Linked DNA regions of Mus musculus: region 2 is linked to region 1. A link is a loop called in an ENCODE intact Hi-C map of the cell type or tissue named here. Cell type or tissue: gastrocnemius. All regions are shown on one strand. Links, peaks and the distances in the headings refer to the core of each region. The heading gives the core; the rest is flanking DNA.

What was found. A loop is a pair of places that touch in the nucleus more often than their neighbours do. Peaks named below come from ENCODE experiments on the same cell type or tissue, not always from the same donor. Only the 100,000 strongest peaks of a DNase experiment are listed, where the experiment ranks them.
Region 2: it touches region 1 in a loop (2.8-fold over the local background); 6 of 42 quality-filtered maps call a loop at or near these places.

What each region holds. Positions count from the first base shown.
Region 1 is chr1:39,188,103-39,196,909 of GRCm38, forward strand. Npas2 (neuronal PAS domain protein 2) reads left to right here and starts at 6,170. Exons shown (of 21, transcript NM_008719.2): 1 at 6,170-6,640. In gastrocnemius, for the core only: CTCF peaks have their summits at 4,840 and 5,776; DNase peaks (open chromatin) are centred at 4,806, 5,236, 5,433 and 5,985; H3K4me3 peaks cover 3,498 bases; H3K27ac peaks cover 4,890 bases.
Region 2 is chr1:39,276,636-39,285,442 of GRCm38, forward strand. All of the region lies in intron 2 of Npas2 (neuronal PAS domain protein 2), which reads left to right. It also overlaps the pseudogene Gm20428 and the pseudogene Gm17904. Among named protein-coding and RNA genes, the nearest start is that of Npas2, 87 kb to the left of the region's middle. In gastrocnemius, for the core only: no CTCF peak of the experiment used is centred there; DNase peaks (open chromatin) are centred at 3,918 and 5,015; H3K27ac peaks cover 565 bases.

The sequences.
Region 1 (8,807 bases), core at 219-8,218:
TACACCATCTGACAGGTGTGTGTGTTGGGTTGGGTGGGAGGAGCTTAAACACGCACACACACACACACACACGTCATCCGAGTCAAGGCGCAGCTTTGCTCTGTTGCTGTCCTCTGCTGAGGGGCCTGAGCATCTTGAAGTCAGAGACCCTATCTGGGTCCTGGAAACCACAAATTACTTTTTTATAGGGCCCACCTAAAGATGAGTCGAGGTAATGTGAGTACCTGACATGTAATCTTAGTTACATGTCACCCTTCATTACTGCAAACATTATTTCCTGAGACTTCATCTAAAACACCGTCTTATCTAGACAATAGAACATCATTTAGTGCTAAAAAGAAGGGGGCTACTGAGCCTTGAAAAAATGCAGATGAGTCTTAACTTAAATGCAAGTGAGTAGATGGCAGAGCCAGACTGAAAACACTTGCATTGCACACTGCATTGTAGTGGCTACATGGAATTCTGGGAAAGGCCAATCCACAGAAGCAATGAAAAAAGCCTAGTGCATAGGGATGGGTGGACAGGGTTGAGGCTTGTGTTTTGTTTTGTTGTTTTGTTTTGTTTTGTTTTGTTTGCCTGTTTTTAGAACAGTGGCACAATTCCCTTTGATACTGTGATACAAGGATTATACATTTAGGCACATCAACAGGGAACAGTGGTGCCAAATGACTGTGAAGGCAAATGATTACAGCACCTCCAGAGGGTTCACCAGGTGTAAGAAACATGGGGTACCACCTGCAGAGGGGGCTCAGCTGTTGAGAGCCACCACTGCCCTTGCAGAAGATCCTACTGTAATTGCCTGCACCCACCCACTTCAGGTGGCTCGCAACTGCCTGTAAGTCCAGCTTCAGGGGTCTTAATGTCCCCCTTCTGGGCCCTGAGAGCACTGCAGTCACATGTACCTACTCACACAAACACACACACACACACACATTTACATGTAATTTTGAGATAATAAAAATAAAAATTTGCTGATAATAAGTAGCTAAACATGAGGGCCTAGTGGGAAATCGTGATACAACAGAGTGGGGGAGGAGATGCTGATTTTCTTATTTGTGTGTGTGTGCGTGTGTGAATTTACAACTGCTCTTACACGTCTGCAACTTAAAACTCAGGCTCAGACTTTATTATCAGAGAAAACATACACAAAGTGTCTTCTTCCTCAAAGGAGCCCAGGGTAAAGAAGCATCGCTCTCTGTGGGAAGCCACATGTGCCATTGCAGAGTGGCGCTGACTACTGCTGGCCACCACACATAAGTTTGGACAAACAACCAATGTGTACATATGCAGTAAAGTTTTTTGCAAAGACACTGCCTGGCCCAGGCATGATAATGAGGCTTTGAGAGTATAACCAATCAGATGTGAGACATGCAAATGAGGTATGATAATGAGGCTTTGTGAGGTACAGAGAGAGAGAGAGAGAGAGAGAGAGAGAGAGAGAGAGAGAAAGAGAGAGAGAGAGTAGCCAATCAGATGAGGAACATGCAAATGAGGCTTAGTGCATAACCAATCCGGGTGTGAGACACGCCTCTCCTAGGCCTATATAAGCAGCACCAGTTCTGGGCTTGGGGTCTCTTCGCCTCTGCAATCAAGCTCTCCCAATAAACGTGTGCAGAAGGATCCTGTTGCAGCGTCGTTCTTGCTGGTTTAGTCCTGAGCGTGCAAGAGCTCTCCAGGGCCCATCTTTCTTACAGTGTCAGCCAGCCTCTTTCAGATCTGTGTTCGCACGAGTGGGAATGGAGGCCAGCATGCACGTGCACCATTCCTTCTGGTCTGTTAGCTCTGCCACCGTCAGACTCCTCCAGCTCCATCTTCCTCTCTGGGTTCTGACCGCCCCTGCTGGCTCCCTCTGTTCTACAGTTGATCTAACAGGGTAGGAACATCCAGTGAAGTCTAAACTACACCAGGCTTGGCTGTGAGCCTCTGTGTGTGTGTCCTGCTGACTCCAAGGCCCCGGGGGGTGGGGGGGGACTTCTAGTGCAGCCTGCCTTTTGTTCCTCTATGGCACTGTTGTAGGACAGGGTGCCTAACCCTCACCTTGTTCATTTCAGCATGGGGTGGGTGTGTCCAATTACTTCCTTCGTGGCTGTTCATGAGTTCTGGCCTCTGCATCCATTACTCCTAGGTTCTAGGGCTTCTTCCTCCTCCTTCCCAAATGATCCTCTTCTGGCAGGGTTTGCCTCAGACGCTTTACCAGCAAAATGCTACCTATTCTATGTAACAAGGCATGGCATGATACTTGATTTTTCTCTTAGGTAGAAAGAAATTGATGTTCTGAGGTAATTGTCCACGACAGGCTTCTAGCTATTACATATACAAGGGCCTTTCCACCTGTGACTAGCTAGAAAAATGTGTTATTCTTCCAGAAGCAACTCTTTGTTCTCATTGTCTATCCTAAAACTGTGCTACGGTTACAGAAAGTGCATCCCAGCATGGTTCCCAAGCCCTAGGTAGTACCATAAGTACTGCAGTAGTCCAAACAGTCTCTCCCAAATGTCTCTAAAAGCAGATACCAATAACCACCCAGCCACCCAATACCTATGTGAGAAGTTAATTATATCAGTATTTCTAACTGAGATATGCTACAGATTTGACATGCAATTAGATCCAATGGATTAGTTGGATGATTTTTTATATATTTTGAAATATTGGTAATTAATGAAAATTTTCATCCTCCATTTCATGCCTTTTGATTTCTTGGAAAAAATATCGAGGGTTGCTTGGAAATCACTGAAAGACTTGATCAACAAAAGCAAACTCCTTTAAAGGATAAATGACTGGGGCCACGTGAGAATTTCCACCCCCACAATGCAGGTTTGAAGTGCTGCATCTGATCCGTGCCACACATTTTAAGTAATGTGTCCATCATGATGAACTATCGTGAGTTTGCTATCTCGTGGGTGCTCTGCCACCTTGTCCACAATGGCCATTCTGAGTTCCTCCTTTGAACTCCTGTCATCCACCCTATGTAGCTCATGTCTATCTCTGTCTCTCAGATTGTAAACCTCCTGTGTACACAAACCCCTCTCAGTGTTCCACACAGGGCTCTGGAAGGAAGTGTACAGTCAAACGCACGGAGAGAGCAGGAGGCCCTCCTTTGCAATCGGAGGGAGAACACGTTTGTTTGGGGACTACAGTCTCCACTTGACTCAAAGTCCCTCCTGGGTGAGAAGAAACACTCGAGAAGGGGTGAGGCTTGGGATAAGTATGACCACCACATTCACACAGTCTCCATAACAAACAGGAAGAAAGCAGGAAGGCTCCTCACAACCAATAAGAACAGGACAGCTCAAGCACTTGTTACACTGCAGACTTGTGTAATTAGGCCATGTCAAGTTTCTTAAAAGAGATCCCAATGGGTTTTCAAGCTGCCAGAGGGAGTTGGAATCTCTTTCAAAGAAAATTTTAAAACAAGAAAGAAAAAAGAAAGAAAAGGAAGGAAGAGAGAGAGAGAGAGTTCTAAATTCTATATTAAATCTGGTTAGAAACACAATTTCATCTTTATTGGATATTAGTCATAGCCACTGTTTAAAGGCACAGTAAAAGGCTGCTTGCTTAAAGGAAAAGGACAGAAGAACAGAGAGAAAAGTAAAGGAAAATAAAATACTTCCCTCCTCTAGCTGGAAAGGGGAACTCCAAACTAACAAGGGGTCAGTCAACTTTCTCTTTCCTCAAAAGCCTTTGAGTCAGAAACAAGCCTGAGGACGGCAGGGTTTGTAGGATGCTCGGAGTTCTGTGCACGTGCTTATTTTCTCAGAAGGAGAATTAGACAAAAATAATACAAATGGGAAATAAAGAGAATGACCTACTTTACTGGGGAGGGGAGGACCTCTGTGTGAGTGTTTTCATCTAATTGACTGGGTAGGGTTGCATGTCCAAATAAGGCCCCTCTGGTGCAGGTCCAGTTTGCACTGGAGAGGAGAAATCCAGGCCCCAGAACACCATGAGCCAGGACTAAGGCTAGCTCTTGGAACTGAAGCCTCAGAAGCTCCGGAGACCCCTTCTGGACACACACACACACACACACACACACACACACACACACACACACACGCACACGGGGAGGGGAGAGGGGGAGAGGGAAAGGGAGGAGAGGGAAAGGGAGGGGAAGGGAGAGGAAGAGGGAGAGGGGGAGGAAGAGGAAGAGGGAGGAGAGGGAGAGGGAGGGGGAGAGGAAGGGGGAGAAAGAGGGAGGGGGAGGGTGATAGGTAGCCAGGAGCCAATGGGGGCGTTTTCCTTGTCCAGGCCACTTGCTGGAATGTGAGATGTAGAATGACCCAAAGAGAGCTGCCAAGACAGAGCTCTGCCCCAGGAATTGAACTCAAAGGGTGTCAGAAAGCAGGTGGCCTTTGTGCACCTGGCGCGGGGACGTGGCTCCCCTCTTCCGGCTGGTCTAGCCAGGTGCCTGCCTGCCTGCCTGCCGTGATCTCTGGACGCCAGTAGAGGGTTGTTGTGGGTTTGGGTGAAACACGCCACCCCTGAGCTCTTCCGCGGGGCTAGCAATCTCCCCATCACCCCATTCGCGCTCAGAACCCCCTCAGCGAGTCTAACAGCAGGCCTGGTTCCCCGTACCCCGTCTGCACATCTGTCTTGGCTAGGGGTTTGCAGAAGCTTGGGAAAAGGGCTCCCTGTGTTCTTGCGCGCGCCGCTCTCTACAGCTTCTCTTTTTCTTGGATTCTCGCCTGTCTCCTCCCACAGGAAAAAAAAAAAAGGTCACGTATGTTTGGAAAAATATGTAGGTCAGTGGAACATTTCCTGCACTGGTGCAAAAGGAGAGAGGGCAGTGGGGGCGGGGAGGGAGAGGCCCGGCGCTGCTCCTAGGGCGCCTCCTGGCCGCAGCCCCCGACCTGTGGCCCTGGGGTTACAAGGGGACATTTAGCGGGTTCTTGCCGATCCTTGACCCATTTTCCTGACCAGTTAAGCTCGCCCTGGAGGAGGCACCGAGCGTTCCTCCCTAGCAACCGCTGCTATATTCCACGAACAGCGTTCACTCTCACATCCCAGGACCCTTCTTCTCACCTGGTGTTCCCTCACCCACCCACGTCCCCAGTAACCTGAGTCACGGAAGCGCAGAGGCCTGCCCTTAGAGGTCGGCGTGGGCGAGGGGGACAAGACAATCACATTCTAGCAAACACCCCCACCCCGTGACAGCACAGTGGCAGTGGGCACTGAGATGATTCCCATTTACCCGGGGCACGGATTCTTTGCTACCCCCCTAGTGACAACTTTAGCAGGACCCTGGCCGGCAGCTCCTCAAATGTCAAGCTCGCCTCCCCTCTTCCAGGTTCCGCACTAAGCACAGTCTCCCCCTTCCACCGCGCCCAGTCCGGACCAGACTGGCCGGACCCCCACGTCGATACCCCCACACCCCCCTCCCCAAGCAGCCCCGCAGGACTCGCAGAGGCCCTGGGGGCGCACCGGTGTCTGCCCCGCCGAGAGTCGCCGGGGGGTCGCAGGGTCCGCGTCCCTGCGGCACGCGCTGAGTGCGCGGCTCACACTGGGTTTGGACCGTAGGGGGGTGGGGGGAGCGGGTAGCCGCCGGAGCCTGGAGGCTTAAGAGGAAGAGGAGGAGGAGGAGGAGGAAGGGGAGCGGGAGGAGGAGGAGAAAGAGAAGAGGGAGGAGGAGGAGGCGGCAGCGGGGCGGGGAGGTGGCGGCGGTCCCCAGCTCTACGCGCCCAAGAGTTTGCGGCGCGAGCGGCGGGCTTTTCCGCAGGACCCGAGGGACCCGCGCAGCGGCCGCGGAGCCCCGAGACCCCGGCGGCAGCGGCGAGAGCAGCGCCTCCCGCCGCCGCCCGGGAGAAGCTCCCCGAGCCCGCCTGCCGCCCCGGCTCCCCGCGGCGGCGGGAGGCGCGTCTCCCCGGCCCAGTCGGTGCCCGGCCTGGCGGGGCCGCCCCGGCCCGCTCGGAGGTAAGAGGCCACCGCGCTTGGGGACGCACGATCTCGGGTGGGAATACGTGCGCGTGGCTCGCGGCTCTGGTCACCTGCTCGCTAGCGCTGGGGACGCGCGGGGCAGGGAGGGACGCTCGGGCGCGACACCGCGCGAGGCTGCGCAGCGCAGGCACCCGGGGGTTGGGGCGCGGGGAGGTGAGTCCTGCGCACTCCGGGTCCTGCCGCCCTGGGCTTCGGGTCCTGCCAACCGCTGCAGCCAGACAGACGGTGGGCTCCCGGAGCTGCTCGCCAAGAGAGAGGACTAGGCACCCCAAACATCGGGATTCGGGGGTCCTCCGAGGGTGCTAGAGGGGTACTGCGTGCCCGGACAGAAGCTTTCAAGATTGCCCGCTGCCCTTCCAGAGCCCCACCGCAGGCATCCCGAAGCGTAGGGAGCCCGGGACGCCTGGAGAGTGTGGTTGCCTGGCCGGGCCCTTGTGTCACTACGTTCCTGGGTCTGACTTGGCTTAGGGCTGGACTGAAAGCCCAGTCTTTGTGCTTAGACAGCTCTGCGCTCCTGGGACTCCCCGGGTTGGATGCTACAACATTGTTTTAGTGGGAGGTGTGCCCCCTCCCCAAGTAGAGGAGGGGTGCGACCTTGACTTTTCTAAAAAGCCACTTAGGGTGGGAAGCAGGGGGCAGGGACAGGTACCAAGAGGCTCAATTCAAAGCCAGCCTCCCCCCTCTGCCCGCCTCTCCTTAACTGCTTAAGGTAAGAAAGTTTGTTTTCGGCTCTGTGGTTCATAAATAATTAGTAACCAGTTTTGTTGACAAGGCAAGATGGAAACCTTAAGCATACACGCGCATTTCCACCGACTCTAGAATCTCCTAAGGTTAAATCCGGGAGTCTTTAGTTCGTAAAGTTGTAGGCTGTAGCGTTCAACAGGTGTTGCAAGGGTCCTAGAGGCCCCAGCTTAGGGTTTTTTTTTCTCTATCCATTGCGTTAGGATCCGCCCCTAGTTCGCGGTTAGCTTGCTTCTTTACAGGTGAATATTGAGTCGTTATTAACTGCGTCGGCGGAGACAGCTAGTCTGTCTCAATCACTAGAACTCTATTATCCTTAATAGGGTTTTCTTTTATAGGAGGGATTTCCCATTTGGACTTTCCAGGTAGTTAGTCCTGAAGCAGTTCCTGGCAGGACTCAGCTCTGTCAACACCTTCCTGTCTCTCTCTTCACAGAGAAGTCCCCATCCAGCGAACTGGCCAACTAATTATGGCTTGCATGAAAAACGGCCAGCCCTGGAAGGCACCCTTCAGACTCAAGAGCAAATACTGGCTTGATCTTCCTTCCTGCTGCTAAAATTTCTCTGAAGGAAAACGTTGCCAGAAATAACCTCCAATCTCTTTTTAAATAGCCCCTAAATAAATATAATCCTGTTTTTAAAAGAGATATTGCGATCTGGGCCACTATTTTACAAAGCAAATTTTTCGTTACTGACAGATATGAACCAGTTGAGGTACTGGTGTTTCCCAGCAGTCTACTCTTTTGCCATTTCCCCTCAGAAACCCGTACCTCTATTTATTTGGAGGTCATCCCGCTGTGCAGATGTGGAAAAGGTTTTTATTCCAACTACTCCCTAGAGTTACATCTTGAGGGGTAGGAGAGGATATACTCTAGAGAAAGCACATTATTAATAAAATGTTACAACACACGCCCAAGGGTTAAACATGCCTGGAGAATGGAGTGAGACAATTGCAATGAGTGTGTTGAGAGGAAAATTTCCTGGTATGATAGATGTTCACATGGTAGCTGAAGAGATGACCTTTATATAGAAAACAATTGGTGTTTTTTTTTTTTTAACTTACCTAGTTGTTTGTAACAATTTGGTCTCTGCTTTATGTTTCTGGCTGCTTTGTAATAAAAATGTAAAAAACAATGAAATCAGTAAAAACAAATCACAATTTAAATCCATCTTTTGGGAGCGTCTGTCTTAGATCTTGATAACCTATATTAGTAGCTACTTCTCAAGTGCCAATGTCTTCAGGCTAAATTAATACGTAGGTTTCTCTCATACATTCTGGGTATATGATCTATGTGTGTGTGTGTGTGTGTGTGTGTGTGTGTGTCCAGAATTTTCCTTATAGTAAATCCTCAGAAGCCAAAGGGCTAAATCTTCATGCATTTTTAAAACAAGAACACGTGTGCTTTGTCCTGGATGCCAAGAGCCACTGTGAACTTTCCACAGGCTGTTCTGGTTGATCCCACACACACTGCAACGTCTCCCCCAGCAGAGGTCAAATTGTGAAGGGTTTGAAAATAGCCTAGTGAGTCAGTCCTCTTGGCTGCTTTACTCTAACAGTTTAATTGGCTTCATCATAGCAAGTGTCTAATGGAGCTTCACATTTACGTAGTGAAAATGGTACTTGAAGCCGCATTGGCTCACAGGGATGTTTCATTAGCATATCCCTCCCCCGCCCCGCCCCCATGCTGTTTGTAGCAAAGACAAGTTGAGGACTGTCACATCCCAATCTTTTCCTCTCATCACCATGAGGCCATGTTCACAGTAGATGCTCAATAAATAGGTTTGGGAAACAACTGGATTGTCGGTAATCACTATCCAAGGTTAGGTTTCTGAGTGCTAATATGGTACTTAACTATGAGTAATCCTGTGTTAAGTCAGATAGTGATTAATAATTCCTAAGTACACGGGGAAACATTTATTGAACACGAGCATGTAACAGAGACATTTTCCACGCAAACTTTAGCTAAGACCCTGCTGTTTCTCACTTGAATTTTTTTTTTTTATTAAGGGCCACATGCTGTGTTAAGCGAAGAGCCATTTCTTAGATGGATTTCCCCTAGAGGCCACTTGAGTGTCTGCAGGTCAGAGTGTCTAGTTCCATTTGGTGATTCAGAACAGGAATGAGAGTTTCTCTTT
Region 2 (8,807 bases), core at 285-8,284, 89 kb after region 1:
ACCCAGACAGGTAACACCAGTGTCGATCCACCTGGCTAAGGCCTCCTCTGACACTTATCTCCATTGCTCTGAGCCTTGCATGTAGGTTGTGATGTCCACGAAGCAATTTGGGTTGTGCACCCCGTGGTCAGTTCTCCCTGGAATTTTGATCCATTGAGATTTTCTGAATGGTCTCCGTCTGGTGTAAAAGGAAGCTTCTTTGATGGGAGCTACACTTACCTGTGGATATAGGGGTAGATATTTAGAATGTAGATGGCTATTGCGAAGGTTTGTATATGCTTGGCCCAGGGAGTGGCACTATTAGGAGCTGTGGCCTTGTTGAAGTAGGTGGAACTCTCAGCTCCTCCTGCACCATGCCTATCTGGATGCTGCCATGTTCATACTTCGATGATAATGGACTGAACCTCTGAACCTGTAAGCCAGCCCTAATTAAATGTTGTCCTTATAAGAGTTGTCTTGGTCATGGTGCCTGTTCACAGCAGTAAAACCCTAAGAGAGCTAGGTATCCAGGGCCATCACAATCTCCCTCCTGTGTACTGTACAGTGGCATGCTGCATGTGAGTATTTATTATCTAAGATTACAGATGTTCATCACCTTACAGTGGGGTCACATTCTGTAAACTCTGCTAAGGTGGAAATCCCGGAAGTTGTAATGCCTGCAGCATGCCAGGCCAACAGAACATCTCAGCTTGGCCATGTAGGATGTTGTATTCCATCAGTCGCTTCTCGTGGCTGACAGAACTGTGGTTCACAGTTGTATCATAACCTAGGATCTTGCCACCCATCACTAGCTGGGAAAAGGTTGAAATCCAAAGCTCATAGTTTAGCTTCTAGTGAGTGTGTGTCGCCCTCACACCAGTGTAAGGGGAAAGCCACGTCAGGTTATCAGATGTTGGGGGTCATCTGTGTAGTTGTAGGGAGCAGAACAGAGCTTGCCAGATTGTAGGTGGGGGGGGTGGATGAGAGTTTGGGATCAAACCCTCCCATACTGACTATGTACCGAAGTATACAAAAAGGTCTCTTCTTAGATGTTACCTTTAAGATTGCAAGTTTAAAAGAATTCTAACAGCAGTGTTACCTTACTGTGGTGGTGCAAATAAAAATGGTCATCAGAGGCCCATTTATTTGGATGCTTAGTCACAAGGCAGTGGAACTCTTGAATGAGATTAGAAGGATTCAGAAGGGTGACCATGTTGGAGGAAGTGTGTCACTGGAGGTGGGCTTTGAGGTTTTTTAAAAAACAAACAAACAAACAAACAAACAAAACACTTACCTGTGTTGTTTAAGAGTTTCTCTCTTTCAGCACGTGGATCAGGACGTAGCTCTCAGCTATTGCTCTAGGATCACACCTGTCCCCATATTCCCCGCCATGATGATGATGGACTAAACTTCTGAAACTGTAAGCCAGCCCCAGTTAAACGCTTTCTTTTATAAGAGTTGCTGTGGCCATGGTGTCTCTTCGTGGCAATGGAACATTGACTAGGACACTTACCTAGACAGAGGAGACTGGACAGAGAGAGACTACTTCATCTAGAAACCCCTGAAACTCTCAGGTTTCAGACTGAGAGCCCCACGGCAGGTGTTAGGGTTGACACCAGAAAATAACAGAGACACTGGTGTGGTCTTTGCAGAGTGCCTCTGCAATCCTCCTCGCGTCATGCCGAATTTCTCCTGCCTTTTCCAGGTCTTCTCACCAGTTTCTACTCTAATACCCAGCACCTTGTCTCAGACTCATCCATACGTTCTGCCAAGATGGCTGGATCTCATTTTATGGCTTGGAGGATACCCAAAACTAGTTATACACATGGAAATAGCGGTACAAGGGACAGAGTCAGGTTTGGTCTGGATGGGATGAGGCCAGGCTGCTAAACTGTTACCTAAGCTCTCTGGTCCAGACATCCATCGAGCAAGCCCAAGTTGAAACCACAGATTCCTCCCTCCCTTTTGCAGAAATACTAGTATACCAGTCTGTAGTTCTTCTCATGCACTGAGCTTTATCTGGAATGTGGGCAGGTTCTTCTCTAAGGCCTTGGCCAGCAGTGTGGCACACCTCTGGCAGATGGGGCAGATTCTGGAACCCTGCCTCATATGACTTCATGCATTCTTCAAAGAAACCACGATGGGGAAACTCGGAGGCAGGAATACCGTAAGTCGCCATAAGGAAGCTGGAGCATGGCCTTCATGATGCCAGAGGCAGTGGTATCAGGCTCAGTGGAGATGGCTGGAGGTATGGGGCTCCAACCGGGCTAGATCACCATAGACTCTTCTTCCTTCGCCCTTCCTCTGTCTGTCAGGCGTCTGAAACTCCAGAGGTGGCTTTATCAACCAAACATCATCCATCACTGATTTTCTCCACCCAGTGGTTGTGGATATGTCATTAGACTTCACCTTCCATGGTCCCATACTCCCACCACCTCCGTGGCTCTGGCAAGGTCTGTATACCACTCTCTGGTCACACCCACCTCCACAGGTACCCTTTATGTTTCTGAACTCTTTTAAGCCTGCCTGGTCCTCTTCCCCTGAAGGCCCTTGGAGTTAAGGAGTAAAGACAGTGATGGTCTGCACTAAAGGAGTAGGCCAGGATACCGTCTTGACGGAAGGATTTTTAGGTTTGAGAGAGGGGTACCTCGGGTGGCTGGATCAGCCTGAAGGTACTGGCTCTGGGTTGGGGTATCCATGCAGAAGGCTTGGGAGCACAGCCAGGAGCCTTTGCTGGTTGTTGTGGGAGCTTGGATAGAATGGATTCTCCTCAGAACATTCTTAGTCACTGTCAGTAGAGGGGTGGCAGAATGCAGAGGTATCCACACAAGAGTTCTTTAGCGGGAGGTCTGGTGGTCATGTCAAAAGGGTATGAGCTTGGGAGTGGCTGCGCATGGCCTTCAGCACCTCCTGATGTTGGCAGATTTTCTCCAACAGCTGCTTCTGTTTCCTTCCCTGTTTGGGAGTCCTTTGGACTGTCTCCAAGGGGGGGTCCTCTCTTTCTGCTCAGAGGCCTCACCCTGGTCCTGCCTGGGATGGTGGTTCCTGGAGCAAACCCAGGTACCAGGGCAAACTTATCCATCAGAACTCAGCCAGAAGATGAGAGTCATCCACCCCAGACACAATCGCAATGAGCGGCGGTCAGGGTTTCCATAACCCTCTGGTATTTGCATTACAGCTCACCAGGTGGGTGCTGCTTCATTCCACTTAGCCAAGAAGTAGCCAGACTCATCCCAGAGCCTGATGACTTCATCCCATAATGCACCAGGTGCTACCCCATTGCCTGAAGCAGGTCACCAACTCTCCTTGGCATCAGCAAAAGCCTGCTTATGCTGTGTGTGACGCTCTGAGGCCAGATAAGGCACATCAGAGACCTCAACAACCTGCCATGTGCTATGCTGTTCTCCAGCTGTGAGCTCTCTTTCTTGTACATCTTGATGAAGTGACTACAGTTGGAGTAAATGTGCCTTCTAGGTCCTGATCTTCAATATGGACCCCTGAAACAAAATCAGTTCCTCTGGCTTTTAGGGGTTAATCACTTGGCCCCCTTGACTCTTCTCTTGATATTAGCTTTTCTGCACAGGGCAACAGCCACAACATCACCCTGGAGTTCTGTGTGAGGTCTCCCACTCATACAAACTTCTAATGCCTAGCTGGGTGCCTAGTGGCTTTTTCTTCATCAATCTGTGACAACATTTACATTGCTTTCTTCCATTCACATCTGTCTTGGTCTTGAGATGACCTAACAAGTACTTAAACAATGTAGACAAACGTAGTACTAGTCTAATGTAAAGACCACCCTGGTCTTTACATTATAACTGTGGGTGTGTCTGAGATCTGAAGACCTGTCTCAGGCCTGGCAATAGGCACGGGAGTGCTAGTCTGGCTTAGTGCCCTCTGTAAAGGTCTTGGCCATCTGGATATCTTTTGGATTGGAGGCTCCGTTCTGTGTTATCCATAAGCCTAAATTTAAAAATAATCAGCAGTGTTCTCTGGAACAGAAATCTCTTCGTCCTGTCAGCCAGCCCAGTGTTGCTGCCACACCGCTTGTGGCCCTGGAAGCCCTAGATTCTCGGGCTGTGGAATCAAAAGCTAATCGCTGCTATTTTCAGGAAGCCTCATGACTTCTTCCTCAGTGTATGAGACTGAATGTTTAAAGATGAACTTTGCCTCGGCGGCTAACGCCTCTGACGGGTTCCTGTGTCCGAACATTCCAGGTAGGCAATGGGACTGACTTCATCAATACCTTCTTCTTCATGGCTAATCTGAAATGGGGAGAAGCTGGGCATGGTGTTTCCCTTCTTGGTGAAGATGGTAAAAATCCTTCCCAGTATGCATTGAACCTGAATTTAAAGCCATTCCTGTACTGCCCAAGCTGGGTAGACTCAGGTGTACATTTGCCTGGATTCCCAAACACGGGCAACAACCAGGACATACTCAACTCTCCCATAAATATAAATCTGCCTTGGAGTCACATGTGAAACCTTGTTTACCTTTTCGCCTCTTCCTCATTGCGCGACAGGGTGATGATATTTCCTGTTTCGAAGTGCTACAGTCTGGGGAGCCCTTTTCTCTTTCATCTCAGAAGCTTAAGAGGACTCTTGCCTTGTTACCACAAAATGCCTGGCAGTAGAGTCTTTAAGAAAAGGGTCCTTTTGCTTATGCTCCCCGAAGTCTGAGGGCATGATGGTAACATTGGCTTCCAGTAAGGACTTTATGGTAGGGTGAGTGAGTGAGTTCACATGAAAGAGAAGGGGGAGGGGCGGGAAAGCAGAGGGGAGAGAGAGACAGAGAGATATGATGATGAGAGAGCAAGACATGAAACAAGAGTAAATTAAGAAAACAAACTTGCTTCCTAACAACCTACTTAGTCTTAATCTTTTCCCAGGGTGAAAAACTAATAGTCTCTTATTAGTCCCCACCTCCTCAGAGTGCCACCACCTCTCCAAACTATCATATCAAGGCTCTTGTTATTAAGTGTTCTCAATCCGGAGCTCAGGACGAGCGAAGCGTTCGTTGCCTTGGTTCCTCTGGCTCGTTGCCAAGGCAGGACCCAGCAGTTCTGAAGGGACCTTGAGCCTCTGACTGGAAACAGACCCCTTGCTATTTGTGTCTCCATTTCCATGTCTAAGGAGCCACAGTGTGACTGGCCACTGACTTTCAGGGCAGGGAAAGACCATCCTAACTGTTTGAAGGAGATCAGGGAAATGCTAGCTGAACACCAACACCAATCATATTGACCGCAGCAACGGAAAGGCTACTCCTTGAGGCCCTGGGGCTGGCGTCCGACTCTGTTCTCCATTTTCTATGCTGTCCTGTCTCTAAGGGGAAAAGACTTGTGAGACGCTGTTTTCTGTAGAGTGTGGGTTTCATTCCTGTGGTATGAATGAAAACTAAGCCATCAGCATTAGTCACACTTGACTCTGGGCTCCCAGAATACTGGGTATGTGGCTTCTTAGAAGATGATGCCACGTGACTTGGGGAAGCTACAGCAAGGGGCAGGAGTGATGTCTAAGCCAGCCTGCATTGCAGCTGTCCCACTGTGTAATGGTGATAAGTCACATGGTCTCTTTCAGTGCTTTGGCTTCTTCACCTGGAAAACATATAAGAATGGTACCTACCTCATAGGACCATTGAAAGGATGAGAAAAGCAACATGGCCGGGTGCCACTTACTGACAGAAACAGACTCCCAGAAATGAATTATATGGTGATTTCTGTCTCTGCAAGCATCATAGACTATACCATACAAACTCAGATGACATGTCCTACTGCACACCCAGGCTAGTGTTGGAGGGGGGGGGGCTGCCTGTCTGTGTATCTGTGTGTATGTGTGTATGTGTGTGTGTAGTATATTTCTGTGTGTGTCTGTGTGTATGAATGTGTTTGTGCATGTATCTGTGCATGTGTGTGTGTGTGTGTGTGTGTGTGTGTGTGTGTGTGATATTCTACTACCCTTGGGACTACAATAAACAAAAAATATGAGGTGGAATCAAGCACAGGAGAAAATGATGTCATCAAGAAACTCCACAGAGTGTGAAGCTGTTGCTACTGACGTAACATGTGCACTGTTGTCTGTCAGCACACTCAGTAGTGGGGGTGTGAGCCTCCATGATCATTTACAATGTAGTGAGTACACAAGCCGATGACATCGCCAATTATGGTTTTCACCAGTATTAGTTCCTACACATGGTTATATGTGCTGTGCTTGTAGATGATTGAGTGCTCAGTAGGTGTGTTAACACCAGTGCACAGTAGGTGTGTCAACAACCAGTGTTGTCATACTCACACGAGTAATGCATTGAACTGTGATGTAAGATCAAAGCAACCATGATTTTCCTACTCTGTTAAGCTCTTACGTGCCCACGTTGAGTGTGTCTATTGTTCATGGAAACATTATGCAGCATGCAGCTGTATGTAAGGAACTACATAGAACCTCCTAGTCAGTATCCTGCAGATGAGGCCTAGGCAACCTTACTCAAACTCCCCAAGATGTCCGATGGACATTTTACAAAAGGTATCCTGGGAGCTGCATTCAAAAATCAAAGACTGCGGTTCCTAAGGATGTGTGTTAACACAGAGACCTGTGCTGTGTCCTCCTATCTGCTGTCTCCTCTCTGTCTGTCTCTCTCTCACACACACACTCTCTTTCTCTGGATCCCTCTACCCATCCCACCCCCAGTAAGATGACACAATTGTTTATAAAGGCAGAATTGAATAAACGCCCTCCTAAAGAAGACACATGAATGACATAAAGCATACAGAAAGATGTTCAGTGTCACCAGAAAAAGGCAAACACAAGCCACAATCAAATCATCCAACAGTGGTAGAAACTTGACACTCCCAAGTATTGGCAAAGATGGGGGCAAGCGGGAATCTCATCTGTTCCCGATAGAGATGGGAAACAGCTGGAGCCAACTTCACGTGGCAATATTGTGGTGTCTCGGTTAACGCATGTCTACCAAGTGACTCAGCAGCTCTGTGCTTCTGCATTGGCCCAAGAGAGTGAATCTTAAAGTCTTGTATGTTTCTGCTACATTGGGGTGTGGGGCTAGGGGACGTGTGTGTGTGTGTGTGTGTGTGTGTGTGTGTGTGTGTGTGTGTGTGTGTGTCTGTGTGTGTGTGTGTTTGCTTGTCCACCCGTCTGCCTGCCTGCCTGCCTGCCTGCCTGCCTGCCTGTCTGGGATTATTTTGTTTTGGTGTTTTGCTATGAAACCCAGGCTGGCCTGAAACTTATCCATCTGAGTGTCCCGAGTACTGGCATTACAGATGCACACTGCTATGCCCAGACAGTGTTCTTTGATTATTATTTTATTATTATTATTGTGTGATGATTTTTATATGCTTGGCCTAGGGAGCAGCACTATTAGATGTGGCCCTGTTGGAGTAGGTGTGGCCTTGTTGGAGTAGGTATGTCATTGTAGGTGTGACCTTTAAGACCCTCGTCCTAGCAGCCTGGAAGTGAGTGTTCCACTAGCATCCTTCAGATGAAGATGTAAAACTCTCAGCTCCTCCTGCACCATGCCTGCCTGGATGCTACCATGTTCATACCTTGATGATAATGGACTGAACCTCTGAAACTGTAAGCCAGCCCCAATTAAATGTTGTCCTTATAAGAGTTTCCTTGGCCATGGTGTCTGCTCACAGCAGTAAAACGCTAAGACGGATTGCATGTATTATTACAGCATACTATGTGAGTATGTACATGCATGAGGCCAGAGGACAGCTTGTGGGAGTCAGCTCTTCCACTCCATCATATGGGTCTTGGGAATCAACCTCGGCTTACCAGGCTTGGCAGCAAGGTCTTTACTCACTGAGCCACCTCCCTACTCCCAGTTCATAATTCACCCAAACTGGAGATATCCGAAAGGTGATATGGCTATACAATGGAATACCTGTGAGCTGAAGGTAGAACTGTCAATCTGCACGCCGATGTGGTGAAGTCTCAAAAGCTGTTGCAAATGAAGGTCCAAGACTTTTAGAATTCCATTTATGGGAAATTCAAGAAAATGCCAAACTGAGTGGCTGCGCTTGGGAGAAAACAAAAACAAGAGGCTTGGAAAAATCCCCTAAGACGAAGCTGCTGTCTCTCTTGTGTTGGTTTCAGTCAACAATTATAAAAAGTCACCAAACAGCGTACTTTAAATGCATATATTTCATGGCATGCAAATGTGATGCCTTTCAAAATTCCAGAGGCCAAGTGTCCCGGTGTCATCCGACCTGTTGTTCCAGATTCTTAGCATGAGCGGTGCTCATTACTGGAAACAAGGTCATCCCAGGCTCTTGGCTTTCTCTCGCCTCAGAGCTGCAGATCCAGCTGACATTGACCGATTTCCAGGGTGCACCACAGTGCATCCCAGGCGGAGGCCAACGGAAACAAGCTTGTGTTCCTGTCACTAATGATAAGAGCCTCTATCGGATCCTTCGCCAGGCCACGCTCATCGTCATTACACCCATTGAAGACAAGAGCGGAGCAATGACGAGCCGAGTGTTATCGGCTCGCAAATCATTTATAACAGCAAACTAGGACAAGAGCAGGGCTTTTTTTGGCTGAGGAGGTTGTGTGTCACTCTTTAAAATCTAGGCTAAAAAATGATTTATAATACAGAGTCAGCCAGTCAGAAAATGAAAAGCATTCCTTTTTTCTATCTCATGCATTTGAACACTGGGCCTTTTACCCTGAGCTAGCAGTGAAGGGGCCTCCATATCTCAGTCTGTGACAAGAAGAAAAGTGTGGCCTGGTCAGAAATGAGACCTCTACGGGAATCCCTTAATCCAAAACCCAAGAGCAGGAGAGAAGGAGGGAGGCGTTGGAAGAACAAAAGGTCTC